Linked DNA regions of Homo sapiens: region 2 is linked to region 1. Evidence: read pairs that join two places in POLR2A ChIA-PET (ENCODE). Cell type or tissue: Panc1. All regions are shown on one strand. Links, peaks and the distances in the headings refer to the core of each region. The heading gives the core; the rest is flanking DNA.

Region 1 (15,816 bases), core at 4,266-6,765:
TTGTTGCCCAGGCTGGGGTGCAGTGGTGTTAGCTCACCGCAACTTCTACCTCCCGAGTTCAAGCGATTTTCCTGCCTCAGCCTCCCGAGCAGCTGGGATTACAGGTGGCCACCACCATGCCCGGCTAATTTTTTTTTTTTTTTTTTTTTTTTTTTAGTAGAGATGGGGTTTCATCATGTTGGCCAGGCTGGTCTCAAACTCCTGGCCTCAGGTGATCTGCCTGCCTCGGCCTCCCAAAGTGCTGGGATTACAAGGTGTGAGCCACCGTGCGTGGCTGCATTATTTACTTTTTAAAAATATTTAGTTCCTACTTTAAAGGAAATTGCAGCTATTGTGTTATCCATCTTTATTAAAAAAATGGATTTTTTACATAATCATGTTTCACAATGAACGAAAATGCCATTCCTTGGTATCATCTAATGCCCAATACTTAATCAAATTTTCCTGTATACAAAAGTCTTTTGTGTATTTGGTTTGCTAAAATCACCTATGCTGCATTTGATTTTTGTACTTCTTACATTTCTTTTAATCTAGAATAATAGAGTCTCATTCCATTGCCCAGGCTGGTGTAGTGGTGCGATCAAGCATCATAGCTCATTGTAGCTTTGATCTCCTGGACTTTAGCAATCCTCCCGCCTCAGCCTCCTGAGTAGCTGGGACTACACACACGAGCCACCACACCCAACCTCCTCCCTTTTCTTCTTCATGCCATTGAGGTGTTGACTAACGTATGGTCTCTATTAGACAAACTTACTTATATCCACTAACTTCGAGGAATGACTAATGGGTGGGGATTTCAGGACAATCAGAAGTCAGCAAGAATGGGAAGACAAGGCTGGGCATAGTGGCTCATGCCTGTAATCCCAGCACTTTGGGAGGCTGAGGCGGGCAGATCGCTTGACATCAGGAGTTTGAGACCAGCCTGGCCAACATGGTGAAACCCCATCTCTACTAAAAATGTAAAAATTAGCTGGGCATGGTGGCGCAGGCCTATATTCTCAGCTACTTGGGAGGCTGAGGCAAGAGAATTGCTTGAACTGGGGAGGCAGAGGCTGCAGTGAGCTGAGATTGTGCCCCTGCACTCCAGCCTGGACAACAGAGCAAGACACCATCTCAAAAAAAAAAAAAAAAAATGGAAAGACAAAAAAACATTTTGCATCAGGAAGTTACCATGACAAGTCCTTTTCACTTAAGCATAAAGATGGTCCTAATTTTCAGAAGCGCCATAAAAACCGAGACACTGGATGTTAGCCATTGAATCTCATTGAATTGATGCTAGTATCTCAGAACCACTACCCTCACTCCTAATGTGCAATCACTGTGTGACAAATGAAGGAATATGACTGTAGCTTATTTAAGATTGGACTAATTCCTGTGATGTCCACACAAAATTGGCTACTCCAAGTATGTGTTTGCTCATGCAGATTAGCCATTTCTTTATTTTTCACCTAAAAAAGCCCCCTCCATTAAAAACGTGTAAGAAAGTAATCTCAAGATTAGAATAAGATGGCACACACTCATTTACAAAATACACACGTTCCTCATTAATTTATCATTTAATATAAATGCTGACAGAAAGCAGATAAAGACCTTGTAGACATTTTCATATATTTACAATCCAAAAGGTGAATCACCTCCTTCTACTTGTTAAAATAAATCATTTTATCTGCAACTCATGGGAGCCTTAAACACTAATTAGGAGCAACATGAGGCTGAGTCAGTTTCCAAGGTAATAAAGGAAATAGCATTTTAACAAAATGGGCATCTTTGATATAAACATGCACACAAATAATACAAAATTGAGAAAGATGGCCCTAGTACTCTCAAAAATCGGCAACAAGTGGGAACATGTACTTATTTAGACCCAGAGTTCTGCTGCCCTAAACATCTTCCTACTACTATTTCTTTTTTTCCACCACACTTGTTTTGAAAGCTGCTTAAAAATCAGAAATATTAAACAGATTAAAAACAAGAGAAAAACGGTCTATTTCAAATAGGGTTCTTTTTCCTACTCCAAAAGAACTCTCAGGAGATAAGGTCTTCAAATAAGACTTCACGGTTTGCCAGATCCTAAGGAATTATTCACAGCCTGTGAAATTCCAATCCATTTGTCTTCACCATTCCAACCTATTTGTCTTCACTTCTCTTTTTAAAGTTGGAAACACTTGGAAAAAGTAAAATTTCACAAAATTCAGCAATTAAAAAATCAGCTGTCACTTTAAGGCTCAATTTTTTTTTTTCCTGAACAGGGGGGTGGAGGCAGGCAAGAAAGAATAGGGAGCTGTGGCAATAAAAAAACAAAAAAATGCAAGAAAACTTTAAAAAATGGTAAGTCTACCACTGATTTATAAGAGCAGGAGTATAAATTCTATCCAAAAGTGTAAGTGATTTCACTTACAACCTGACTCAAATCTCATGGGCTCCTTTATTAACCAAGATTATTTTTGTCTTGTTAAATATACCTCTGCAGGGCACAATCACTTACAATCAATACGATTGGTAAATTACACAAGCTCTATCCCAAGCAAATATGCACCAATGTTAAAAAGTTATTTTTTTAAAAAAAACAAAATAAAACAAAATAAAATCCACCCAAAAAGGTGATAATGACTGCAGAATGTCTCGGGGAGACTGATATGAGCCTAAAGACCAAATTACCATAGTCAGAGAAAAAGGGCAGAAGGGGTAACAAGGGGAAGACACCACAAACACGAAGAGGAATCTCAAAACTGGAAAATGTTTAAGTGGGTGAAAGGTTTTGTTCATTACCTTAATTCACTTTTTCCATTGTTCTTGTACCAAAAAGTCATAGATTAATCATAAAGAAAGATAATGAGACCTGTGGACTAATTAATTTTTTTAAAAAAGTTCCTTTTATTCCCAGGAAGCAGGGAAGAGGAAAAAGGATGAACAGGGGAGAAGTGTGAAAATTTAGGCCAACGATCCATCTGGAAAAAATAACTCTCAAGACAGTGTCTTAGTTGAATAGAGGATGTAAAAACGATAAGCAAAAGCTAAATGCCTTTAAGTCAGAGAATTATTTTATGGGGTAGTTCAGATATTATAAGAATGACAGCCAATCAATGGAGAAAGATTACACAAATAAATGGTGATTAAAAAAAGGCAAATAATAATAATAATAATAATAGAGCAACCAATTATTCACCCAATAGTTTGTTTCCAATCTTTTTCTTGACTCTTTCATACACTCACTGGGGTGGGGGACCACCTGACAGTTTCCAGTTATAAGATGACTCTGAGTGTACAACCTAAAATGGATGCCAAAGACTTGTGAGCTCTGTCTGCTTAGAGTTAGAACAGAAACAAAAACAAATCTGAAACAGTAAGACCTCAATACAAGAAAACAAGTCACCTTATCTAGTATAAAATAAACATTAGGATAACAAACTCCACAGGATTTTATTTTTCTAAATACACATTTTTGGACACGATATTATGTTGAGGTTTAAGTTCTTCCCCCTTATTGTGCCTTATTTTCTTGTGAAAATAAAGTTCGTTCTCTAGGGATGTTTCAGGGATAAAGTTTAGGAGAAATTCAGTGTTTGGCTGAAAATCCAGAGGCTCTGAAAACAAGGATTCCAGTGGTGAGGTAAGTCCCTTTATTACAATAAGATTTCAAAGGGCTCTTTACCCACTTTGTTCAGTGCAGTATTGAAAACATACCTATTAGGAATAGATTTATTATTAAAAGGTGTTACTTATTCCTGGTGGTGATAGTCTTACTCTTTATTAACACTATAGCTAGTATTACTTATCAATTATAATCTATTACTTGTGGAAAGATCTTTAGTGAACACAGAAATAAAATCTTAAAAATTCAAATCTTAAGATTTACTTGCTACAATTAATAGTACCTTTTGACAAAAACAGCTTTCTTCTTGAAGTGGCTCAGAAAAGCTAAATTGAGAAAATGTTTAATAGTAACTATAATCAACCTACAACTCCCAATAAGTCATTTCAGCAGGAAAATTTCATAAACCTGAGCTGAAGCAACAAATAAATATAAAAATCATAGCTGTCCAAGGTAGAAAGGTATGAATGTGGATCAGCAAAATGGGCACTCAGGTAAAATGATGACAGTAGTAGACTGCTTGCTTGTTTAGGTGCTAATGATGAAAGTAAAATTTGCTTTAGTTTAGTAGGTCTAATTTTTCTTAAAAGGATAGGCAGATTTTTCAGGGGAAGAGATCACCTTGCAACACTGTAACCATATCATCAGTTAAAAATTTAACACACTTAGACTCTTATTAGGGGGAAAAAATCTAAGTAAACACTGCAGTTAATTTCCAGGTAGGTTATTAATCTCTCCTAAAAAGTAACTGGGCCATTCCTTTCAATGACATATAAATCGTTACAGGTGCTTTTTACAGATAGATTTTACAAATAAAACCTTTACTCAATTATTTAAAACGAGCAAAAAGAGAGTAGAAAAATGGTGAGACTGCTACCCACCACCATTTGTATGTAAGTGACAGCAACTGAATACTTCTTTACTGAGACGAATCCTTTTTTTTAGTGAAAGTATTTTGTCTTGAATTTTAACAATCTGTACATGTACTGACTATAGTTAGTTATTTCTCACCAGTCACATACTCAAGAATTCTTTTACTCAGACCCATGACTTGACCACAGTGATAGCAGAAGCTGGGGTGGGCACAAATGCTTATACACAATATTACAAAAGACGACATTCACTGGCTTAGAGAAACTGATGAATTTTCATTACTTTTACATTTTATAAGGCTAGCTAACTTTAACAGTTAACTTTAGATAAATCTACTTACACAGTACAATCAACTCACAAATACTAAAAGGTTTCATGATCAAAATGGCTACTACTTCCCCCAAAACCAAAACAGAGTAAAGCACAAGTCTTTGGCTCTCCTTTAAAGAAAACAGCAGGTTACCATTCTTAACCAGACCTTTGTTTGCCTACCAGTAGGGCAAATACCACATTTGTGCATCACTGAGTAATAACACCATTAGAAAAGGCAACTTCACAGAAGTTATTGGCTAAGCGAATTCATTTGAATGCTCTGTTTTGAGGCAGCAAACTGTCACTGTTGCAGATTGGGGAGGGCAGTGGGTAAGTCAAGGGGAAATTACAGGGTGGAAAAAGGTCAAGAAAAAAAAAGACATATATGGAAAAATGTAAACTTTGAGCTCCATCCCTGAAGAACTCTGGAAAGTCTGATGGAGTTATATACTCAAAGTAGCAAATGAGAATCATACCAATATTCTTTTAGGCAAAAGAAATACATGGGAAAGAATAGAAGGGAAGGGAAATAAGATGGGAGAAAGGAATCACCAACATTAATGCTGTACCAAACAATTTTTTAAATACATTCTGAGTAGTTGAATATTTGTAGTTGGCATTAGGAATAATGTCTTATCAATATCTAGAATACTACTACTAGAAATCTAGCTAACTCTTCTTTTAATTAGAAAAGTAATAAGGAATGGATCTTTGGTCACTTCAGCCTCTGTACGTTATCTAAGACAGGACAGTTACTGGACTTATCTTATGACAAAATTATATATAAATTAGGCAAAAGAGCTACATATAAACCAGAAATGGAATCTAGATGTCTTATTCTCAGTTCTTCTACCCTTTCCTAGCGACTCCTTGAAAAAAGAGTAAGTCAAAATACTTTTATATTTCTCGCTATAAATAAAATTCCCTCACCTATGTATGAGTGAACACAATGCTTATTACTCCTACCTTAACCCATTCAAAATTGTTCATCTCAGATATCTGATTTTTGCTTTGGAATTTAGTGAAATACAAATAAAGTAATATTTAGAAGAAACTAATATTTTAGTAAGTAGAAAACATAAAAACTGTATTTCCTATCTGGTTTCATCTTTGTCTCTAAAAAAAAAAATTAAAAAGCCAGAAGCAATTAATACCTTTTCAATTTTGATTTTAAAAAAGTAGTTACAGAGTCAAGCAGTTATGCCCAAATATGCCATTTGTCCTTACAGGCTCATGATATCACAGAGAAAAGGAAAAGGAAAAAAAGCAAAAAACAAAAAACAAATTTTGGGGGTGTTAGTGAATTCCTAAAACCGCTGATGAGCACTAGGAAAGCTGCAAGAATTTCCATTAGGTAAGGTGGAATGACCAATTTAAAATACATTATAGGCACAATGGGACAATATACCATCCTTCTGCCTTTCTGCCCAACCAGATTAGCTCTAGAGTGTAGGACCATGGAGGGGTACAGCTTGAATTCAGGTTACAATTAAAGAGATTTTTTTTCCCCCAAATGAAAATACATGAAAAGAGAAAGATACTATTTTAAGTCAAGTTTATACAGTGACTTTTCTGGTTTTGTTCAGAACAGGAATACTGTATAAATTAATCCCTGCTCCTGCCTACTTCACAGAATCAAAATGGCAAAAGCCAAGAACAAGTGTATTTAAAGGAAATGAGAACAAGAATAACAGAAACTGAGTTACTAAGGGGTTTCAACTGATATCCAAAATGAATCTTTACTTTTATTTTAAACTTAAACAAAAATTAATACCCACAAATTATCTTCTAATACAAGAATCATTCTGAATTCCAAAGTGAATCAACTGCTTCTAAAATTTAGGATGATCTGACATACCCAAAGGAGAAGATCAGTCCAAATCTGCTTATAAGAAGGTTGTAGTACAAAAATTAGCTGGACGTGGTGGCGCGTGCCTGTAGTCCCAGCTACTCAGGAGGCTGAGGCAGGAGAATCGCTTGAACCCGGGAGGTGGAGGTTGTAGCGAGCCGAGATCAACCCACTGCACTCCAGCCTGGGCAACAGAAGCAGACTCCCTCTCCAAAAAAAAAAAAAAAAAAAAAAAAAGAAGGTTGGAGGCCAATAATGTTGCCTTTTACTGTTATGCAGAGAAATGAAAAATCTTGGGACTCTGTCAGACATACAAAAGTTTCTTTCCTTCTCCCAATAAACAATAGGCATTTAAAGTGGAAATGTAAAAGGGTTTTAAGTAAAAGTCAAAAAGCAAACAAAAGCCAAAAAAAAAAGAAAAAGCATACATATATATATATATATATATATATATATATATTTTTTTTTTTTTTTTTAAAAAAAGAAGACAAATGTATAAGAAAACTGGAAAAAAAAAAAGCCTCACCTTCATTCAGTGCTTCTACCACCTCCCAATCGGTCAATTTATCGCAACAGCTGCGCTCATGCGAAAAAATCCTTAAAACATACCCAATATATATACAGATATAGCTATGTATATATGTATATATATAATATATATATAAATTTTTATTTAAATAAAAAAGAAAGCTCGAATCCCAAGCCAATATGTGTATATCAAATCCTTGACCAGCCAGGTCTGTAGGGCATAATCAAATTCAATGTGAAATAGTATATAAACACGGTGCCTTGACTGGGCAAATTAAATAATTGCTACTCAAAAGAGTGTTCTGTTTGGACTCTCCTACTGGTAGGCAATGGCAGGACTGTATTACCCTTCCCACCCCCACCACCCATTTGTTTAAGTTAACAGTATGATGGACACAGAGCTTAGACTGAGGTTGTTATGACCTCAGCAGGAGTTAAGGGTTAAGAAAATAAGAAACAAGAAAAATATAAACTCTTGTTTTTACTCAACCAAAGCAATGTAGTAACTTATTACATAACCAGTGCTTTCTAATTTAGTAGTAAAATACAGAAAGGGAAACTGAAAAAAATCAGGCAAATAGAGGAATGGAGAGGGCAACTATATCAAACAGTCCCCACTAAACACGTTTTATAGGGTCTTAGTTAATTAAGCACAGACACATGGCATCAGAATATGTGCAGCAGAATTAAAAAAAAAAAAAACCTTACTCTTTTCAATATTTTCATGAAGAAACATTTGCAACATTGGACAGTTAAGTCTATGAAAAATGACTTCAAACTATTTCCTACCTACTTATACTAATGATTCTGAGCAACAAGTGATCAATTCATAAACTATCCTTAAGACTCAATCAGTTCACAAGTAAAACAAAACATCCATTAAAATAATGTGGCTCTATTCATTTTAAGTTCAAATCAAATGTTGCAGTTTTAAAACATAGTTGATTGTCCTTGTTTTTTAGCATCCTATGATGTCAGCAAAAGTTTAATTTGAAAAGCACTGCTTCAAATTTCCAACCATGAGCTGAACGCAGGCGAAACACCAAACATGTATTTTCAGTGCTAGTAAGTTACAGTTAATTCTTGATCAACATTTAAATCTAATTAAACACTGAATCAGCTTTCTGATTATATTAAGAGAATGCAAATGATCCTTAATATGAAAATGAGGACTTCAAAATTGGTAATTCTATTTGAAAAGTTGAAAATAAAAACAAGAAATAAAACCCTCCCAAACAAACAAAAAGCTTCAATGTCAAGAAAAATATACGTATCCAATGAAGCTAGTGATCTAGAAAGGGATAAAGAATTCCAAATAACAGCTCTGGGAAAAGTTGGTTTGCTGCACATTTTCTAATAACTCAGTCTAGTACTGTCTGTTTCTCAAGCACCACAGAATTCTCTGAAAGCTGACATTTTTGGTCTGTTTTAAGTTTATGGGGTGGTGAGAATTGATAAGGATTGGGGGTGAGGAATTATACAAATTATACACTGGGTATGTAATACCAAAATACAAGAAAACCTACTTCATTAAGATCATACAATTAATCAAACAGAGTGTATATATAATATCTTTTTTTTTTAAAGCCCTGGATCCAAGGCGTCCAAAGTTATTAAAATAAAGTTCATTCACAGAACAAAAACAAATTTAATCTGAATTGCTTGCAGATACTGCTAATTTTCTTTTTCTTTAAATTAAAAAAATGCATTAATGTGAACTATGTGCAGGGTTTGTTTTTAGTAGTGGTGTTTGTGCACATTGCCTCTGGTGAATTTCCTGGATTTCTCTGACCGCTCTTAAGAGAAAAAGTTTAGAAGTTATGCGTTCTCCTACCCCTATGCCCGACAAACTGATTAGGAGCAGAAGATAAAAGTAGGACTCCTCATATTTTAAGGAGCAGAACTGGGAGTAACTCCTGATCTCTGGGAGTCATTATTATCCCCTCCTCCCTCAGGGTCCTCTGACAGGTTCAGAGAGCTGGTCTTGTTTGATAGGAGGCTGATATTCTCTTGTGTCAAGGCTGATCCATTTGGTACATCACTGCTGACATTTTAAAATTTTGAAAAAGGAGAGAGAGAAAAATGATTACTACAATAAAATCAACAGGGGATATAATTTAGCATGATTGAAAATATATAAATGGCTTCCACATTTTAATCTACAGCCCCTTATCCATGTTTTAGCACACAGTTGGCAAACTAAAGCTAGCCAGGTGCGTATTTTTTTTTTCAGGTGCATATTTTTGTAACTAAAGTTTTATTGGAATATAGCCTGGTCATTTGTTTAACGTATTATCCACTGCTTTCAAACCACAGAGCAGAGTTGAGAATTGCGACAAAAACTGTAAGGCCCGTATCTTAAAATACTTACTACCTGGCCTTTAAGAAGAGTACTTATCCCTGATTTAGCAGGTTTGCTACTACAAGAAATAATTTTGAGCTCATGCCTATAATCCCAGCACTTTCGGAGGCCAAGGCAGGTGGATCACTTGAGCTCAGGAGTTGGAGATCAGCCTGGCCAACATGGTGAAACCCTGTCTCTACTAAAAATACAAAAATTAGCCTGGTGGTGTGTGCCTGTAAAAACCTACTAGGGAGGCAGAGGCACAAGAATCACTTGAACCTGAGAGGCAGAGGTTTCACTGAGCCAAGATCGCACCACTACACTCCAGCCTGGGTGACAGAATGAGATTTTATCAAAAAAAAAAAAAAAAAAAAAAAAAAAGCCAGGCATGGTGGCTCATGCCTGTAATCCCAGCACTTTGGGAGGCCGAGGCGGGTGGATCATGAGGTCAGGAGTTTGAAACCAGCCTGGCTAAGACACTGAAACCCCGTCTCTATTAAAAATGCAAAAACTAGCCGGGTGTGGTGGCACGCGCCTGTAGTCCCAGCTACTCGGGAGGCTGAGGCAGGAGAATCACTTAAATCCAGGAGGCGGAAGTTGCAGTGAGCCGAGATCATGCCATTGCACTCCAGCCTGGGTGACGGAGTGAGACTCCATCTCAAAAAAAAAATAAAAAAGAATCCAAGATAGTGCATGAATTAAAAAAACAGTCAAAATCCAAGTCTGAAAGCATTAGAAATTTTTGTTATATATCATCAGGGGGGCAACTTAGGACTATGCATTCAAAAGCCTCAAAATAGCCTTAGAAAATAATTTAAGATATGCAAACAAAGCATTAATTGTAATACTGTTTATTGTAGGGTTGTTCATGGTAGTTGATATGTATCTTTCCGTATCTACAGAATAATACTGGATGATATAGGATAGACTGAATTAAAAACCAGGGAGATGGAGTGCTGGGTTTGTAAAACTAGCAAGAGGCTAAATGCCCACACACTTTAAAAAGACTGGAAAGAGCCGGGTGCGGTGGCTCATACCTGTAATCCCAGCACTTTGGGAGGCCGAGGCAGGTGGATCACCTGAGGTCGGGAGTTTCAGACCAGCCTGACCAACATGGAGAAACCCTGTCTCTACTAAAAATACAAAATTAGCCAGGCATGGTGGTGCATGCCTATAATCCCAGCTACTCGAGAGGCTAAGGCAGGAGAATCGCTTGAACCCAGGAGGCGGAGGTTGCCGTGAGCCGAGATCGTGCCATTGCACTCCAGCCTGGGCAACAAGAGTGAAGCTCCGTCTCAAAAAAAAAACTGGAAAGATAATATAATACACCAAAATGTTAACAAGAGTTATCTCTGAATATTGGAATTACAGGCAATTTTAAAATTTGCCCTTTTCTAAAATTTTCCATTTCCTAAAGCTAATTTTTTATAATATATTTAAGATGGGGGAGTGACTTTATTTTTTGTTTTTTCTTTTTTTTTACATTGAGCATATAGTATTTTTATAATGTAAAGATATAAGGCTGTATTCGAAATAAATTTAAAAACAAGGGGAAGATGGAAACATAACCAGAAATTTTCCTTTGTTAGGTATTAACAGATAATTCAACCTTGGATCTAAGTTTTGTAACTCCAGATTTATGCAAAAATATTCTTTTTTTTTTTTTGAGACCGTGTCTCACTCTGCTGCCAGGCTGGAGTACAGTGGCACGATCTTGGCTCACTGCAACCTCCTCCTCCCAGGTTCAAGTGATCCTCCTGCCTCAGCCTCCCGAGTAGCTGGGACTACAGGCACATGCCACCACACCAAACTAATCTTTGTATTTTTAGTAGAGACGGGGTTTCACCATGCTGGCCAGGATGGTCTCCATCTCTTGACCTCGTGATCTGCCCACCTCGGCTTCCCAAAATGCTGGATTACAGGCGTGAGCCACTGCGCCCGGCCGCAAAAATATTCTTTATGTACACAGAATAATGATATTTTAAGAATCAAATTATATTTATGAGGGTATTTCTGATATGACTGGATAATATATTAGTTTCTCTTTTGTGTGTAATTTAATATGGCTACGACAATCTCCTTTTCTTTACCTGAATGTCAATGTAAGGTCCTCAGCCGGAACCTTGTTTTGTGGTTCTGGTTGTCCATTTTCTGCTTGTTTACTTGTATTCAGTTTGCTTTTCATGTCCAGAGAACACTGGTTTTCCTTTGAAAGAGAAGGAAATAAAATCAGTTATCATCTATTTAATGGTGTTAATGGGAGAGACCAAATTACAGATAATACAAAGTGATGATCCAGAAATCATATTCAATTTTGTAAAATAACCAAAGAAACTGGCAGACTAAAAGAGTGACATACATAAAAACATAACAGAATACAATCCACTTGCTCACTAACCAAGCTGGACAATAAGACAGACAATGCCTCAAGCTAACATGAAAAAAAATTTCTCAGAAAAAAACAATGACCTAGAAAGGCGGCCAGGCATGGCGGCTCACGCCTGTAATACCAGCAGTTTAGGGGGCTGAGGCAGGTGGACTGCTGAGGTCAGTTTGAGACCAGCCTGGCCAACATGGCGAAACCCCGTCTCTACTAAAAATACAAAAATCAGCTGGGCGTGGTGGCACACGCCTGTAATCCCAGCTACTCAAGAGGCTGAGGGGGAGAATCACTTGAACCCAGAAGACGGAGGTTGCAGTGAGCTGAGATTGCACCACTGCACTCCCCACCTGGGTGACAGAGTGAGACTCCCTCTCAAAAAAAGGAAAAAAAAAAAAAAAAGGCTAGGCATGGTGGCTCACACCAGTAATCCCAGCACTTTGGGAGGCTGAGGTGGGCGTATCACCCGAGGTCAGGAGTTTGAGATCAGCCTGGCCAACAAGGCGAAACCCCGTCTCTACTAAAAATATAAAAAAAATTGGCTGGGTGTGGTGGCAGGTGCCTGTAATCCTGGCTACTTGGGAGGCTGAGGCAGAAGAATCACTTGAACCCAGGAGGCAGAGGTTGCAGCGAGCTGAGATCGTGCCACTGCACACCAGCCTGGGCAATAGTGCGAGACTCCGCCTCAAAAAAAAAAAACTAAAAAAAAAATAAAATACAAAACAAAAACTACCCTGGTGTGGTGGCAGGCACCTGTAATCCCAGCTACTCGGGAGACTGAGGCAGGAGAATCACTGGAACATGGGAGGCGGAGGTTGCAGTGAGCTGAGGTTGGGCCACTGCCCTCCACCCTGGGTGACAGAGACTCAGTCTCAAAAAAAAAAAAAAAAAAAAAAGAAAAGAAAACCAAAGTACAATAAATATCTTTAACATACTTACTGAAAGCAAAAAAAACCTGCATGCTCAATTTATTTGCTTAGAAAGATTATGAAAACTGGCTGGGCGTGGTGGCTCACACCTGTAATCCCAGCACTTTGGGAGGCTGAGGCGGGCGGATCACGAGGTCAGGAGATCGAGACCATCCTGGCTAACACGGTGAAACCCCGTCTCTACTAAAAATACAAAAAATTAGCCAGGCGAGGTGGCAGGCGCCTAGTCCCAGCTACTTGGGAGGCTGAGGTAGGAGAATGGCGTGAACCCGGGAGGCAGAGCTTGCAATGAGCCGAGATCGCACCACTGCACTCCAGCCTGGGCGACAGAGACTCCGCCTCAAAAAAAAAAAGAAAGATTATGAAAACTAAGCAACAAAAAAAATCATATCATGCAACCTGAGGAAGCCCCTAAGATTCAAAATTTACTAAAATGAATGTCTGTGCACTATGAAGCAAATCCTAAGCATATTAATGGATATAGTTTTTCCTAAGCATACATAATGGATACAGGAAACAATGTGCAGATTGCATATCACTCATAGCAAAAATAGGTCATCATTATAAAGGCTATGAAACTAGAATGTTATTTGGTGAATACATCTTTATATAACATGTTGTCATTGCAAAATAGTAAACACCATCCTATTTGCTTCCCTAATCAGTATGCTAAACAGAAATTTAAGACTTCCATTAAGTTCTTAAATTACAGAAGCATTAAAACCTTGTTTTCCCTAAAAGTTAACGAAGAATTATAAGACAAAGAACACACCCAAACCAAGAGAATGAGGAAGGGAATGATAAAATCGGAAGGTAGCCCACCTGCATGAGAATTATTTTAAATATTAACCACTCATCAGAGTGCCTTGAAGTGATGATTCTGTGCCTCTAGATAATTCTAGAGCCACATGAAAGATTTCATTTCACCTTCCCTCTCTTTCCCCACCATAACACTCACCATACTCAGTTCCCGTGTTCTCTTCCCGATTTCCCTTTCCACCTGGTGCAGTTCCAAGCTCAACTGCTCACTTGAGATCATCCCAGGCCATTTTGGAGGTGGCGGTGGTGGGGGCTGTGACTGGCCTGCCAGGGTGTTTGCCTCCCTCTGCAACACCAGCCTGTTACTAACAGCCTAGTGCATAAAGCCAAGCACACAGAAAACTCAACACACTTCACACCATGCACAGAATAACCAGGCTCAATTCCAGACCACAGCCTTGAGTAGCTTATCACCCAGCCATTTGCAACAAAATAATGCAACTGTAAGGTGCTGTTCTCTTTGAGTACCATTCAAACAAAAAAATAACAAAATAGGGACATTTAAATTTAGTAAACAGTAATTTCATCTTATGTATAAATTGCTCCTTGTATTTTCTGATTTGAAAGAGAAGTTGGCTACGCATGGTGGCTTGTGCCTTTAATTCTAGCACTTTGGGAAGCTGAGGTGGGAGGATCACTTGAGGCCAGGAATTTGAGATCCACCTGGGCAATATATCAAGACCTCGCCTCTACAAAAAATAAAAAATAAAAAAACCAAAAAATTAGCCTGGGATGGTGGTGTGGGCCCGTAGTCCTAGCTACTAGGGAGGATCACTTGAGCCCAGGAGTTTAAGATTACAGCGAGCTGCTATGATCATGCCACTGCACTCCATGCACTCCAGCCTGGGCAACAGAGTGAGACTTTGTCTCTCAAAAAAAAAAAAAAAAAAGGAAATGGAAGAAAAACAAGTCAACTACAGATGTGCATCTTTCCCCCTCTGTTTTTAATGGTAATTTTCTCTGAAGTAAATCCTATAACTTATTTCAATGAAACCTCAGTAATGGCAAGGACTTTTAACTGTACTGAGTTAAATATGTGGCAAGTTTCTAAATAATACTGATAGTCTTTTTGGACAGAAAATGCTCCTGGAAACTTTAAAACAAAAAATCATGCATGTGGTGGGGGGAAAGCGGAGGGATAGCATTAGGAGATATACCTAATGTAAATGACGAGTTAATGGGTGCAGCACACCAACATGGCACATGTATACCACATGTAACAAACCTGCACGTTGTGCACATGTACCCTAGAACTTAAAGTATATAAAACAAACAAACAAACAAACAAAAAACCATGCATTTGAAGATATGGAGTAATGCCTTATTGGGTTGAAGGTCTGAATCTTTAAAAAGTTAATGAACGAAAGATTGCCATAAGCAAACATGGCATTCTGTTTCTATGACAGGAATCGGCAAGACGTTCTGAATCAATGTAAATAAGCAATGGCGAAAGCAGACAAAATCTAAGTATTACATAGATTTTTAAAATTCCTAAATCTAATTGCGTACATAGGGGCACAAGCCAGCTATATGTTCCAAAAACAATCTCCTACTGGTCTTCCTAAAAAGAAAGTCTACTAAGAAAGTCTGTCTTATAACTTTTTTTCCCCCCTAAAGTGATGGCTTACTTATTATTAAAGATTATGGTAGAAAGACAGACTAATGTTCTAACAGTACCATTTTTTCCTCCAGAAAGGACAATATATTTATCATTAGAATGTCTTCAGTTTTCCATATTCAAAGAATATGTTCCAACGTAAAGGATGATGTATAAACAAAACCTAGTCTTCCTTATGTGGCACTTAAAAGATTTTAAAAATTCCTTTTTTTTTTTTTTTTGAGACAGAGTCTCACTCTGTCACTCAGGCTGGAGTGCAGTGGCACCATCAGGGCTCACTGCAGCCTCAACCTCCCTGGGCTCAGGTGATCCTCCTGCCTTCAGCCTCCTGAGTAGCTGAGACTACAGGCGTGCACTACCATGCCTGGCCAATTTTTGCACTTTTTGTAGTGAAGGGATTTTGCCATGTTGCCCAGGCTGGTCTCAAACTCCTGAGCTCAAGCAATCCATCTGCTCTGGCCTCCCAAAGTGCTGGGATTACAAGCATGAACCACCACGTCCAGCCAGATTTTAAAAATTCTTTAGTTTTGTTTTTCTAAGTGTCAGGCAGCATGATGGAAAGAACACTGAAT
Region 2 (15,816 bases), core at 11,421-13,920, 460 kb before region 1:
AAGGTGGGAGGTCTGTACATACCCCTAGGAAGGGGGCTGAATCCAGGGAGCCAAGCAGCATCAATCTGTGGGTCCCACTTCCACAACACCTCACAAAATAAGACCTACTGGCTTGGAATATAGCCTACCTGTGATGGGACAGAGTCCCCAGTGGGAGGGGTGGGCTGCCATCTCTACTGTTTGGTTGACTCAGCCATTTCAGTCTATGGGCTTCGGAGAATCCATATGGTTCAAACAAGGAAGGGTCTTCCCAGAACACTACAGCGGCATTGCCTGAACGTGGCCAGGTTGCTTCTTTAAGTGGGGCCCCAATCCATTCCTCTTCACTGGGAGGGACCTCCCAACCGGGGCCTCCAGCCATCTCTGCCTGTATTCCACAAACGGATCCTGATCTCTTTCTGGAATAGCATGCCCGAGGGGAGGCGAGGAGGGAAGGAGGAGGGGAGGGGAGGAGGGGAGGAAAGGAGGGCCACCAAGCTGGCTGTTTGAATGACTCAGCCATTCCAACCAGTGGGCTTTAGAGAGTCCAAGCCAACAAGGGCAGAAGCAGTTTCCCAGCACAACAAGGCTGTTCTATTGAGGCATGGCCAGATGGCTTCTTTAAGTGGGACCCTGATCCACTTTTCCTTGACGGGTAGATCATGCCAGCTGGGGTATCCAGCCACCCCCGCCCATGTTCTGTGGCCAACAGACTTCTAATTTTTCCCTGGGACAGAGTGCCCAGAGGGGAAGGCGGGCCACCAACTTGGCTGTTGGGCACCTCAGCCAGTTCAGCCTGTGGGCCTCGGAGAGCCCAAACCAACAAGGGGCTGATGGGATCCCCAACACAGCACAACTGCTCTATCAAAAACAGCCCAACTGCTTCTTTAAGTGGATCCCTGATCCCGTTCCTCCTGACTAGGTGAGATGTCCCAACTGGGGTCTCCAGCCACCCCCTACATACTGTGTGCTCATGCTGGCAACAGGACAGTACCGCCCTGGGATGGAGCTTCCAGGGGAAGGGGCAGGCTGCCATCTTTGCTGTTTCATAGCATTCACTGCTGATACCTCCAAGTACAGGAAAAACTGAGGCAACCAGGGTGTAGAGTGGACCCCCAGCTAACTGCAGCATCTGTAAGGAAGAGTAAACAGACTGCTAAAAGAAAAAGATGAAAAAACAAAACAATCCATGAAAGCGCCATCCAAAGGTCAGCAACCTCAAAGATCGAAGATAGATAAGCCCACAAAAATGAGAAAGAATCAACGCAAAAATCTTGAAAATTCAAAAACCCAGAGAGCCCCTTTTCCTCCAAATGATCACAACACCTCTCCAGCAAGGGCTCAGAACTAGGCTGAGCCCAAGATGACAGAAGTAAGCTTCAGAATGTGGACAAAAGCCAATTTTGCTGAGCTAAAGGTGTATGTCCTAACCAAAGGCAAAGAAGCTAAGAATCATGATAAAACAATGCAGGAGCTGACAGCCAAAACAGCCAGTATAGAAAGGACCATAACCGACCTCACAGAGCTGAAAAACATACTACAAGTACTCGCAATGTAATCCCAAGTATTAATAGCAGAATAGACCAAGCAGAGCAAAGAATCCCAGAGCTTGCAGACTATCTCTCTGAAATAGGACAGGTAGACAGGAATAGAGAAAAAAGAATGAAAATGAATGAATAAAACCTCTGAGAAATATGGGTTTATGTAAAAGGACCAAACCTACAACTGATTGGGGTACCTGAAAGAGACAGGAAGAATAGAACCAAGTTGGAAAACATACTTCAGGATATCATCCAGGAGAATGACCCCAACCTAGCAAGATAGGCCAACATTCAAATTCAGGAACAAGAGAACCCCAGTAAGATAACTATTCAAGAAAATCATCCCTAAGATATGTATCAGCAGATTCTCCAAAGTCAAAATGAAAGAAAAAATGTTGGCTGGGCACAGTGGCTCATGCCTGTAATCCCAGCACTTTGGGAGGCCAAGGTGGGTGGATTACTTGAGGTCAGGAGTTCAAGACCAGCCTGGCCAACGTGGTGAAACCCTGTCTCTACTAAAAATACAAAAATTAGCCAGGTGTGGTGGCACATACCTTTAGTCCCAGCTACTCAGGCTACTCAAGAGGCTGAGGCAGGAGATTTGCTTGAACCCAGGAGACAGAGGTTGCATTGAGCTGAGATCGTGCCACTGCACTCCAGCCTGGGTGACACAGTGAAACTCCATCTGAAAAAAAAAAGAAAAAAGAAAAAAATGTTAAGGACAGCCAGAAAGAAAGACCAGGTCACCTACAAAGGGAAGGCCATCGGACAAGCATTGGGCCTCTGAGTGGAAACCCTACAAGCCAGAAAAGATTGGGGGCCAGTATTCAATATTCCTAAAGAAAAGAATTTCCAACCCAGAATTTCATATGCAAACTAAGTTTCATAAGCAAAGGAGAAATAAGATCCTTTTCAGACAAACAAATGCTGAGGAAATTCATCACTACCAGACCTGCCTTACAAGAGCTCCTGAAGGAAGCACTAAATATAGAAAGGAAAAACCATTACCACTACAAAAACACACTGACATACCAATGATACAATGAAGTATCCACATAAACCTGCAAAATAACCAGCCAGCATCATGATGACAGGATCAAATCCACACATAAAAATGCTAATCTTAAATGAAAATGTGCTAAATGCCTCCCAAAAAAAGATACAGAATAACAAGCTAGATAAAGAGCCAAGACCCATTAGTATGCTATCTTCAAGAGACGCATCTCACGTGCAAAGACACACATAGGCTCAAAATAAAGGGATAGAGGAAAATTTACCAAGCAAATGGAAAACAGAAAAAAACAGGTGCAATCCTAGTTTATAACAAAACAGACTTTAAATCAACAAAAATCAAAAAAGATAAAGAAGGCCACTACATAACAGTAAAGGGTTCATTTCAACAAGAAGAGCTAACTAACCTAAGTATATATACACCCAATACAGGAGCACCCAGAAAAAGAAAGTACTTAGAGACCTTCAAAGAGACTTAGACTCACACACAATAATGGTGGGAGACTTTATCACCCCACTGACAATATTAGGCAGATCATTGAGACAGAAAATTATCAAAGACATTCAAGACCTCAACTCAGCTCTGGATCAAGTGGGCCTGATAGCTATATACAGAACTCTCCACTCCAAAACAACAGAATATACATTCTTCTCATCGCCACAGCACTTACTCTAAAATTGATCACATAATTGGAAGTAAAACACTCCTTGGCAAATGCAAAAGAACTGAAAACATACCAAAGAGTCTCTCAGACCAAGGTGTAATCAAATTAGAACACAAGATTAAGAAATTCACTCAAAACCATATAACTACATGGAAAATGAACAATCTGCTCCCGAATGACTTTTGGTTAAATAATGAAATTAAGGCAGAAATCAAGAAGTTCTTTGAAACCAATGAGAACAAAACTACAATGTCCAGAATCTCCAGAATGCAGCTAAAGCACTGTTAAGAGGGAAATTTATAGCACTAAATGTCCACATCAAAAAGCTAAAAAGATCTCAAGTTAACAACCTAACATCACAACTAAACAAACTAGAGAAAAAAGAGCAAACCAACCCAAAGTTAGCAGGAGACAAAAAATAACCAAAATCAGAGTAGAACTGAAGAAGACAGAGACATGAAAAACCCTTCAAAGAATCAATGAATCCAGGAGCTGGTTTTTTGAAAAAAATTAATAAAATAGATAGACTGCTAGCTAGACTAATAAAGAATAAAAGAGAAAAGATTCAAATAAACACAATCAGAAGTGATAAGGGTGATATCACCACTGACCCCACAGAAATACAAACAACTATCAGAGAATACTACAAACACCACTATGTACATAAACTAGAAAAATCTAGAAGAAAAGGATAAATTCCTGGACACATACACCCTCCCAACACTGAACCAGGAAGAAACTGAATCCCTGAATAGACAATAATGAGTTTGGAAATTGAAGCAGTAATAAATAGCCTACCAACTGTTGGGAAAAAGCTGAGTGTTGGGAAGAAAGCTGAGGCAGGGCTCGCATGTCTGCCACAATGTCCTCTGGAATGTGTCTAGACTTGCTGGCTCCTTGCTTCTAGCCCTCCTAGGCTCCTAGTTCGATTGTATCTTCATTATCTCAAGTAGCAGAACATGTTCCTTATAAATGCCAAACCATCACAGCTGTAGATCATGCACCTGCTCTTCTGACCTCCACATTCTCACCACCTGTTTCTCTGTTGGATTACCAATAAATAGCATGGGCTCCCAGAGCTCAGAGCCTTCACAGCCTCCATACACTAACAATGGCCTCCTGGTTCCACCTTTCTCCCTCAAACTGTCTTTTTCTCAATCCTTTGACTCTGCTGGACTTTGTCACCCCCATGACCTGGTGTTGGGTCTGATCACCCCAACACCAACAAAAAAAAAAAGCCCAGGACCAGACAGATTCACAGGTGAGTTCTACCAGAGGTACAAAGAACAGCTAATACCACTCCTACTGAAACAATTTAATATTCAAAAAGATCGAAAAGGAGGGACTCCTCCTAACTCATTGTATGAGGCCAGCATCATCCTGATATCAAAACCTGGCAGAGATACAACAAAAAAGAGAAATTTCAGGCCAATATCTTTGATGAACATCAGTGCAAAAATCCTCAACAAAATACAGGCAAACTGATTCCAGCAGCACATCAAAAAGTTTATCCACCATGATCAAGTTGGCTTCATCTTTGGGATGCAAGGCTGTTCAACATACAAAAATCAATAAATGTTAAGTTATCACATAAACAGAACTAAAGACAAAAATCACATGATTATCTCAATAGATACAGAAAAAGTCTTTGATAAAATTCAACATCCCTCATGTTAAAAACTCTCAATAAACTAAGTATTGAAGGAACATGTCTCCAAATAATAAGAGCCATCTATGACAAATGCACAGCCAATATCATACTGAATGGGCAAAAACTGGAAGCATTCTCTTTGAAAAGTGGCACAAAACAAGGCTGCCCTCTCTCACCACTCCCAGTCAACACTGGAAGTTGTGGCCAAGGCAATCTGGCAAGAGAAAGAAATAAAGCATATTCAAATAGGAAGAGAGGAAGTCAAACTATCTTTATTTGCAGGTGACATGATCCTATATCTAGAAAACCCCAATGTCTCAGTCCAAAAGCTTCTTAAGCTGATAAGCAACTTCAGCAGTCTCAAGATACAAAATCTATGTGCAAAAATCACTAGCATTCCTATACACCAACAACAGGCAAGCTGACAGCCAAATCCCATTCACAATTGCCACAAAAAGAATAAAATACCTAGGAACAAAGCTAACCAGGGAAGTGAAGGACCTCTTCAAGAACTACAAACCACCACTCAAAGAAATCAGAGAAGACACAAAAGAACAGAAAAACATTCCATGCTCATAGATAGGAAGAATCAATATCGTGAAAATGGCCATACTGACCAAAGTAATTTATAGATTCAATGCTATTTCTGTTAAACTACCATTGAGATTCTTCACAGAATTAGAAAAAAACTATTTTAAAATTCATATGGAACCCCAAAAGAGCATGAATAGACAAGGCAATTGTAAGCAACAAAAACAAAGCTGGAGGCATTATGCTCCCAAACTTCAAACTATACTACAGGACTACAGTAACCAAAACAGCATGGTACTGGTACAAGAACAGAAACATAGACCAATGGGACAGAATACAGAATCCAGATATAAGTCTGCACACCTACAACCATCTGATCTTTGACAAACCTGATGAAAGCAAGCAATGGGAAAAGGATTCCCTATTTAATAAATGGTGCTGGAGAACTGGCTAGCCATATGCAGAAAATTGAAACTGGACCCCTTCCTTATACCATATACAAAAATTAACTCAAGATAGATTAAAGACTTACATGTAAAACCCAAAACTATAAACACTTCAGAAGAAAACCTAGGAAATATCATTGAGGACACAGGCATGGGCAAAGATTTCATGACAAAGACGCCAAAAGCCAAAATTGACAAATGGGATCTAATTAAACTAAAGAGCTTCTGCACAGCAAAAGAAACTATCATTGGAGTGAACAGACAACCTACAGAATGGGAGAAAATTTTTGCAATCTATCATCTGACAAAGGTCTAATATCCAGCATCTATATGGAATTTAAACAAATTTACAAGAAAAAAACAAACAACCCCATTAAAAAGTGGGCAAAAGACAAAACAGACACTTCTCAAAAGATGACATAGATGTGGACAACAAACATGAGAAAAAGCTCAACATCAGTGTTCATTACAGAAATGCAAATCAATACAACAATGAAATACCATCTAACACCAGTCAGATGGCTATTATTAAAAAGTCAAAAACAACAGATGGCTGGGGAAGTTGTGATGAAAAAGGAACACTTTTACACTGTTGGCGGGAAAGTAAGTTAGTTCAACCACCATGGAAGACAGTGTGGCAATTCTTCAAAGACCTAGAGGCAGAAATACCATTCAACCCAGCAATCCCATTACTGGGTATATACCCAAAGGAATAAAAATCATTCTATTATAAAGATACATGCATGCATATATTCATTGCAGCACTATTCACAACAGCAAAGGCCTGGAACCAACCTAAATGCCCATCAATGATAGACTGGACAAAGAAAATGTGGTATATATACACCATGGAATACTATATAGCCATAAAAAGGAATGAGATCTTGTCCTTTTTAGGGACATGGATGGAGCTGGGGGCCATTATTCTTAGCAAACTAATGCAGAAACAGAAAACCAAATACCACATGTTTTTACTTACATGTGGGAGCTGAATGATGAGAACATATGGACACGTTGTGGGAAGCAATACACACTGGGGCCTGTCAGAGGACAGGGCATGGGAAGAGGGAGAGCATCAGGAAGAATAGCTAATGAATGATGGGCTTCATACCTGGGTGATGGGATGATCTGTGCAGTAAACCAACATGGCACACATTTACCTATGTAACAAACATGCACATGCTGCACATGTACCCCTGAACTTAAAATGAAAGTTGGAAATTAAAAAAAGAATCCATCCTTTCCATCTTCCTGGTCTGTCATTCTTTGTGTTATTTCATTCCTGGTTAGGTAGCAACATGATTGCAATATTTCCAAGCATCCAGACATGATTTCCAGAAAAAGATGAAACACTAACTCTTTTAGATTTCTACTCAGGAGCCAAAGACACTTTTCGCAGAAGTTCACCTAGCAAGCGTCATTGCTTACTAGCAAGAGTTGGATTACATGCTCATAACTGAACCAACCCTAATCACCAGAATGGAGTTGTTTTAGACCAGCTCATCAGCATCTCCTGGAGGACTTGTTAAAATATACATTGCTGGACCTCATCCCCAGGGTTTCTGACTCAGTAGGTCTGGTATGGGTCTTGATACTCTGCATTTCTAATAAATTCCCCAGTTACATTAATACTGATTATCTTGGACCAGTCAGGACTATCTCTAGAGCTGGAAATGAGGTCGACTTCCCCAAGACAGCTAGCTACACCGAGAATGGATACCTGAACACAGCAGTGACTCTATTAGAAAATAAGGAAGTATAAATGGATGTGCAGCAGCCTCCATGCTAATCTAAGAATCTATTAATAAAACCGTATTACCAAATAGGATTTAGCCTAAGAATACAAGGTGATTGAACATTTAGAAATGTATTCATGTATTACACTAATAGATTAAGGAGAAAAGCTTCATGCTTTGTGTTACTAAAGGCCAAAAGACATTTGATAAAATTAAAAATCCATTCCTGACTTGAACTCAGTTTCTTCAGCTTTAAAATGGTGGTAGGGGGGTTGGAGATAGGGTTTGTATTATATGACCTCAAAGTTCCCTTCCACTGTAAAGATTTATGACTCTAACACTCTGCAGTGACCACTGGATAAGTTCTCCATAAAGAACATTTTGATGAGCCAAAATGTAAAAACTATATTATTTTTATCACTAAGTAATGCCCAACTGATCTTCTCAAACACTCAATATTCTTTTCTCCCTCCCTGAACCTGGGTGTGGCTCACACACGAGTGAAGAAAGGGTGAGGCCGAGACTCTGTGAAATGGAAAGGGTGTATGTTGAGCACATTATCTGGTAAATTTTTTTAAATTAAAGTATAGTGGTCTATTTTTAGGCTACATCAAAATGACTCCCAGTCAAAACTTCAGGGATCCTTTATAGTCTGATGGCTACTTACTAAAAGGCAAATATCCTGAGGGAAGGATCTTCAGGAAAAGCACTAACATGCACTGAGAGATCACCAGTGTATTAGTCCGTTCTCACGCTACTAATAAAAACATACCTGAGACTGGGTAATTTATAAAGGAAAGAAGTTAATTACTAACAGTTCAGCATGGCTAAGGAGACCTCAGGAAACGTACAATCATGGCAAAAGGAGAGGCAAACACATCCTTCCTCACATGGCAGCAGCAAGGAGAACTGCAGAGCAAAGTGGGAGAAAAGCCTCTTATAAAACCATCAGATTTTGTGAGAACTCACTGTCACAAGAACACCATGAGAGTCCCTCCCACAACATGTGGGGATTATGGGAACTACAATTGAAGATGAGATTTGGGTGGGGACACAGTCAACCATATCAACCAGATACCAGGCTAGTCAAATGTACCACTTGCTGCAGGGATGTCAACTATCTCAATGAGTGAATATGTAAAGAATTTTGTAGAGTAGAGAATCTCAAAGATGTCTACCATCTCTGGGTGGGCTATCTACTCAATCACAGCCAGAGGCTATGGGCTATCAATCGTTCAATGAACCTCTACACCCAGGATGCATCTAAACAAAGGTTTTATAAAGAAAGCCTGATCTCAACAATGTTTTTCATGTAAGAAGAACCTTCCTGGTAATTATAGTGATTTTAACAATTTAGCAACATTGACTGAAACTTCCTGAAGTTTGTTTTGAAACACTGGAGTGAGCTTTTTGAACAATTCAGGAAAATAATAGTTCATATACAACTATTCTAATGTACACACAGTGGCAATTTCTTTTTCTTTTCTTTTCTTCTTGTTTTTTTAACCTTATTGAAGTACTGCAAAATACACAGAGAAAACAGCAATTATCTTAAATATACAGTTTGATTAATTTTTACAAACTAAACACATGTAATAGCCAGTATCCAGATCAATGGTCCTGTGCAATCACCAAGTAGCCAGCTTTCTTTATGAGGGAGTGTAGGCACACTTGTAGTCCTAGCTACACAGGAGTCTGAGGCAGAGGATACTTGAGCCCAGGAGTTGGAGGCTGCAGTGAGCCAAGTTAATGCCACTGCACTCCAGCATGGGTGAAGTGAGGTCCTGAATCAAATAATAACAATAATAATTTACTACTCCAAAATCCCTCTGAGAGTTATTTCTCATTGTAGCATTTTATTAGCTGTTGTCTTTCATTTTCACTCCTACATTTCCTACTTTGATTTCTCTCCAGATTGTAGAAGTCCTGTAGTAGATATAATAGGGAGTAGTAGATATAATGACAACATTAAACATGATTGATATGGTTTGACTGTGTCCCCACCCAAATCTCATCTTGAATTTAACTCCCACAAGTTCCACAGGTCACGGGAGGAGCCCAGTAAAAGGTGAATGAATCATGGGGGCAGGCCTTTCCTGCACTGTTCTCGTGACAGTGAATGAGTCTCACAAGACCTGATGGCTTTAAAAATGGGAGTTTCCCTGAACAAGCTTTCTTTTTGCCTGCCACCATCCACGTAAGATGTGACTTGCTCCTCCTTGCCTTCCACCATGATTGTGAGGCCTCCCCAGCCATGTGGAACTGTAAGTCCATTAAACATCTTTCCCATATAAATTACCCAGTATCAGGTATGTCTTTATCAGCAGTGTGAAAATGAACTAATACAGTAAACTGGCACCAGTAGAGTGGGGCACTGCTGAAGAGATACCCAAAAATGTGGAATCAACTTTGGAACTGACTAACAGGCAGAGGTTGGAACAGTTTGGAGGGCTCAGAAGAAGACGGGAAAATATGGGAAAGCTTGGAACTCCCTAGAGACTTGTTGAATGCCTTTGACCAAAATGCTGATCATGATATGGACAATGAAATCCAGGCTGAGGTGGTCTCAGATGGAGATGAGGAGCTTGTCGGGAATTAGAGAAATGGTGACTCCTGTTATGTTTTAGCCAAGAGGCTGGCAGCTTTTTGCCCCTGCCTAAGATATTTGTGGAACTTTGAACTTGACAGAGATGATTTAGGGTATCTGGCAGAAGAAATTTCTAAGCAGCAAAGCATTCAAGAGGTGACTTGGATGCTGTTAAAGGCATTCAGTTTCATAAGGGAAGCAGAGCATAACAGTTCAGAAAATTTGCAGCCTGACAATGTAATAAAAAAGAAAATCCCGTTTTCTTAGGAGAAATTCGATCTGGCTGCAGAAATGTGCATAAATAACAAGAAGCCAAATGTTAATACCCAAGACAATGGGGAAAATGTCTGCAGGGCATGTCAGAAGTCTTCACGGCAGCCCCTCCCATCACAGGCCTGGGGGCCTAGGAGGAAAAAACGGTTTCAGGGGCCAGGCCCAGGGTCCCCATGCTGTGTGCAGTCTGGGCACTTGATGCCCTGTGTTCCAGCTGCTTCTTTTAGCCATGACTAAAAGGGGCCAATATACAGCTTGGGCCATGGCTTCAGAGGGTGCAAGCCCCAAGCCTTGGCAGCTTCCACATGGTGTTGAGCCTGTAGGCACACAAAAGTCAAGAATTGAGGTTTGAGCACCTCTGCCTAGATTTCAGAGGATGTATGGAAATGCCTGGATATCCAGGCAGAAGTTTGCTGCAGGGCCAGGGCTGTCATGGAGAACCTCTGCTAGGGTAGTGCAGAAAGGAAATGTGGGGTCAGATCCCCCACATAGAGTCCCTACTGGGGCACTGCCTAGTGGAGCTGTGAGAAGAGGGCCACCATCCTCCAGACCCCAGAGTGGTAGATCCACCAACAGCTTGTACCGTGTGCCTGGAAAAGCCACAGACACTCAACACCAGCCTGTGAAAGGAGCCAAGTGGGAAGCTGTACCATGCAGAGCCACAAGGGTGGAGCTGCCCAAGACCATGGGAACCCACCTCTTGCATCAGCATGACCCAGATGCAAGACATGGAGTCAAAGGAGATAATTTTGGAGCTTTAAGTTTGACTGCCCTGCTGGATTTTGGACTTGCATGGGGCCTATAACCCCTTTGTTTTGGCCAATTTCTCCCATTTGGAATGGCGGTATTTACCCAATGCCTGTAACCCCATTGTATCTAGGAAGTAACTTGCTTTTGACTTTACAGGCTCATAGGCAGAAGGGACTTGCCTTGTTTTGGATGAGAATTTAAACTGGGGACTTCTGAGTTAATGCTGAAATTAGTTAAGACTTTGGGGAACTGTTAGGAAGGCATGATTGGTTTGAAATGTGAGGACATGAGATTTGGGAGGGGCCAGGGGCAGAATGATATGGGTTGGCTGTATCCCCACCCAAATCTCATCTTGAATTGTAACTCCCACAATTCCACACGTGATGGAAGGAACCCAATGGGAGGTGACTGAATCATGGAAGCAGGTCTTTCCTGCACTGTTCTCATGATACTGAATGAGTCTCACGAGATCTGATGGTTTTAAAAATGAGAGTTTCCTGCACAAGCTCTCTTTTTGCCTGCCACCATCAACATAAGATGTGACTTGCTCCTCCTTGCCTTCTGCCATGATTGTGAGGCCTCCCCAGCCATGTGGAACTATAAGTCCATTAAACCTCTTTCCTGTATAAATCACCCAGTTTCAGGTATATCTTTACCAGCATCATGAAAACGAACTATTACGATGATAAAGAAAAGCAGTGGAGAGATTATCAGCCCCACTCACTGAAGGTTGACAGGACTGCCTTAATGATATGTACAGGTTACTGTGCCCAAGCTTTCTTTATTTCTGAAAAGACAATCAAATCTAACAAGAAAGTTTATAGAGTTGAAAAAAAACACAATCTCACCATCCTAACATTAATTTTAGTTTTATATGTCTCCTCCCATTGGTACAGGGATTTTTACCTAGCTCTAATTACAGTCATGCATCACTTAACGATGGGGATATGTTCTGAGAAATGTGTCATTAGGCAATTTTGTCATTGTGTGAACATTATGGAGTGCACTTACACAAACCTAGATGGTATAGTCTACTACATACCTAGGCTACATGGTATAGCTTATTGCTCCTACGCCTCAAACCTGCACAGCACATTACTATACTGAATACTGTAGGCAATTATAACACCATGGTAAATATGGCTCAAGCCTGTAATCCCAGCCCTTTGGGAGGCTAAGGTGGGAGGACTACTTAAGCCCAGGAATTTCAGACCAGCCTGGGCAACACAGGTTAGGAAGACCCCGTCTCTACCAAAAATAAAACAATTGCCCAGGTATGGTGGCATGTGCCTGTAGTCCCAGCTACTCAGGAGGCTGAAGTGAGAGGACTGCTTGAGCCCAGGAGCTTGAGGCTGCAGTGAGCTATGATCACACCACTGCACTCCAGCCTGGGTGACAGAGCAAGGCCCTGTCTTAAAAAAAAAAAATGAAAAAAAAAAGGATAAAAAATGGTACACCTATATAGGGCATTTACCATGAATATAGCTTGCAGGACTGGAAGTTGCCATGGGTGAGACAGTGAGTGAGTGGTGAATGAATGTACTGTAGACTTTATAAACACTGTACACTTAGGCTACACTAAATTCATGTGTAAAAATTTCTTTCTTCAATAACAAATTAACCTTACCTTACTATAACTTTTTTACTTTATAAACTTTAAAATTGTTTTAATGTTTTGACTCTTCTGTAATAACACTTAGCTTAAAACACAAACACATTGTATAGCTATACAAAATACTGTATTTTCTTTTTTATATTCTTATTCTATAAGCTTTTTTATAATTCTAAAAGGTTATTGTCTTTTGAAACTTTTTAAACTTAAAAACAAAGACATAAATGCACACATTAGCCTAGGGCTTCACAGGGTCAGGATCCTCAAGACATCACTATGCGAAAGGAATTTTTCAGCTCCATTATCATCTTATGAGACCACCGTAGTATATGTGGTCCAATGTTGTATCACATGACTGTATAACTAGAGACATCTTGCTCTTTTACTCCCAGCTGTGGACAAACAAGAAACTTTGCTGTTGTGGCTGCAGGAAGGCGACCCAATGTTTCTCTAATACTTTGTACAACGTAGTCCTCATGCCCACTATGTGTAACAGGTCACAAATATTCATTAATAAAATATAGTCAAACCTTTAGGAGTTCACAATCTAGTGAGAGAGACAGGCATCATGGTGCACTGTTGTTTTTCCAAATGCCCATTGCTAATCTGTTCATTTTATTCTTCTGTCAAAGCAGTAAAGACAGAAGAGAAGATGTGAGTCATCCCAGAGTCACAGCCCTCTGGAAATGCCTGAAATCCATTCTTTCCTGTCCCTCAGATTACTGTAAGGACTTCAAGGTTCTCTCCGACCCTTATAGCTGTATGAAAACACTTTTTCTGATAGGAGAGCCTCCACCCTCTCTCTAAGGAAAGTAAATCCTTTCTTAGTCAAGCTCTCCCTTTTCCACACTCCGGTCTTTCCCTGGAATGTCTCCTCTGTCCTTCCTCCCCTCCTCCTTTCCCATTATACATCTCACTAACCCTCAGGAAAATAGCTTTAAAATTTTCCCTCTGGAATGGGGCCCAGTCCACAGAGCACCTACCTTTGGTATAAGTCAGATGTTAAACTCAATTACCTACGAAGGCCAGGCAGAACAGCGTTCTTCTGACTTTGTTTGCATATTAAGTTCATGGAACATTCTCTACTTTCACAAAGAAACATGATCATTTTTTTCTTGAAATATACAGCCCTTAGTTAAGCTTTCATTTGCACAGTTTTGACAGATAAGAATGCAAGAACTATTTCTTTTTCCTCCCAATTCTACTCTAATGTTAGTAACTGGCAGAGGACCTTCTGAGTAACAGAGAACATTGCCCTCTAAAAGGCTACTCAGCAGCCACTGTTTGCCAGATGGAACATGGGCCTGGTGTTGCTGTGTTGCTAGATCTTCTGACCTTTCAGGAGACAAAAATCCAGATATTTTTATGAAAAATCATGTTTTCAAAATGCTGATGTGGACGAAAGAAAGAGAGATCAGACTGTTACTGTTGTCTATGCAGAAAGAAGAAGACATAAGAAACTCCATTTTGTTCTGAACTAAGAAAAATTCTTCTGCCTTTAGATGATGTTAATCTGTAACCCTAGCCCCAACCCTGTGCTGGCAGAAACATGTGTTGTGTTGACTCAAGGTTTAATGGATTTAGGGCTACGCAGGGTGTGCTTTGTTAAAAATGTGTTTGCAGGCAGTATGCTTGGTAAAAGTCACCGCCATTTTCCAGTCTCAAGTACCCAGGGACACAATGCACTGCGGAAGGCCGCAGGGACCTCTGCCCAAGAAAGCCTGGGTATTGTCCAAGGTTTCTCCCCACTGAGACAGCCTGAGATATGGCCTCGTGGGAAGGTAAAGACCTGACCGTCTCCCAGCCTGACACCAGTAAAGGGTCTGTGCTGAGGAGGATTAGTGAAAGAGGAAGGCCTCTTTGCAGTTGAGATAAGAGGACGGCATCTGTCTCCTGCTCATCCCTGGGAATGGAATGTCTCGGTGTAAAACCCGACGTACATTCTATTTACTAAGATGGAAAAAACCGCCTTATGGCTGGAGGTGAGACATGCTGGAGGCAATACTGCTCTTTACTGCACTGAGATGTTTGTGTAAAGTCAAACATAAATCTGGCCTATGTGCACATCGAGGCATAGAACCTTTCCTTAAACTTATTTACGACACAGAGACCTTTGCTCACATGTTTTCCTGCTGACCCTCTCCCCACCATTATCCTATAGTCCTGCCACATCCCCCTCACCGAGATAGTAGAGATAGTGATCAGTAAATACTGAGGGAACTCAGAGACCAGTGCCGGGTCCTCCGTATGCTAAGCGCCGTCCCCCGGGCCCACTGTTCTTTCTCTATACTTCATCTCTGTGTCTTATTTCTTTCCTCAGTCTCTCATCCCACCTGACGAGAAACACCCACAGGCGTGGAGGGGCTGGCCCCCTTCAGTGGACAGCTAATTCAAGACAATTTAAAATGCTCCAAAGTCTAAAGCAAACAAGTTCACAGAGTGCAGAAGCATTGCCAGTGTACAGCTTCTGGCACTGTAAATTCTAATGAGTATTTTATTATATTTGCTTAATTTACAACAGACAATAATATAATTATGCCTTTGACAGACATCAATAATCTGTTTCTGTATTCATTCTCCATATTTATAGAGTATTGTGTTTTCTAGCTGATTTCCACAACATATTGTTAACAGTGCCTTAGGCCAAACTACTCTTCTTTCCCAACTATTCTCTTTCTTCCCTACAAAGGGAGTTAAAACAAGGAGCTGTTAAAACTTGGAGCCAAATTAGAGATTAAATTACATTAGCTTTAAACGGTTTTGTGAAGTGGCTAGAAATTTTTACCAGTAATCTTACTGCAAGTCCTGGGTCACTGAAGAACTCGGTAAATATGATTAGCATGCACGCACCAACACATCACTGTGATGAAAACGCAAATCACAGTATGTGAGTCACTACTCTCAACATTGCCATGCCCCTGCCTTAAACCTGCCAGCCCCATCCAGAGGATTTTTCTCATCTCTGAACTCCAATCATTTACACCTTCCCCCATCAGAATTTACCCTACATTTTATTATAATTGCATATAAATAT

Evidence for each region. ChIA-PET counts read pairs that join two places held together with the same protein. Peaks named below come from ENCODE experiments on the same cell type or tissue, not always from the same donor. Only the 100,000 strongest peaks of a DNase experiment are listed, where the experiment ranks them.
Region 2: POLR2A ChIA-PET joins it to region 1 with 6 read pairs; 2 of 35 experiments call an interaction of 5 or more read pairs at or near these places.

Annotation. Positions count from the first base shown.
Region 1 is chr1:173,929,677-173,945,492 of GRCh38, forward strand. RC3H1 (ring finger and CCCH-type domains 1) reads right to left here. Exons shown (of 20, transcript NM_172071.4): 18 at 13,766-13,939; 19 at 11,589-11,704; 20 at 1,408-9,195. The coding sequence ends at 9,045. Among named protein-coding and RNA genes, the nearest start is that of SERPINC1, 20 kb to the left of the region's middle. In Panc1, for the core only: no CTCF peak of the experiment used is centred there; no DNase peak of the experiment used is centred there.
Region 2 is chr1:173,460,250-173,476,065 of GRCh38, forward strand. It overlaps LOC100506023 (a long non-coding RNA gene), which reads right to left. Exons shown (of 3, transcript NR_037845.1): 2 at 2,075-2,205. It overlaps PRDX6-AS1 (PRDX6 antisense RNA 1), which reads right to left and starts at 1,113. Exons shown (of 2, transcript NR_125960.1): 1 at 129-1,113. RefSeq lists an enhancer at 1-342. In Panc1, for the core only: no CTCF peak of the experiment used is centred there; no DNase peak of the experiment used is centred there; H3K4me3 peaks cover 502 bases; H3K27ac peaks cover 447 bases.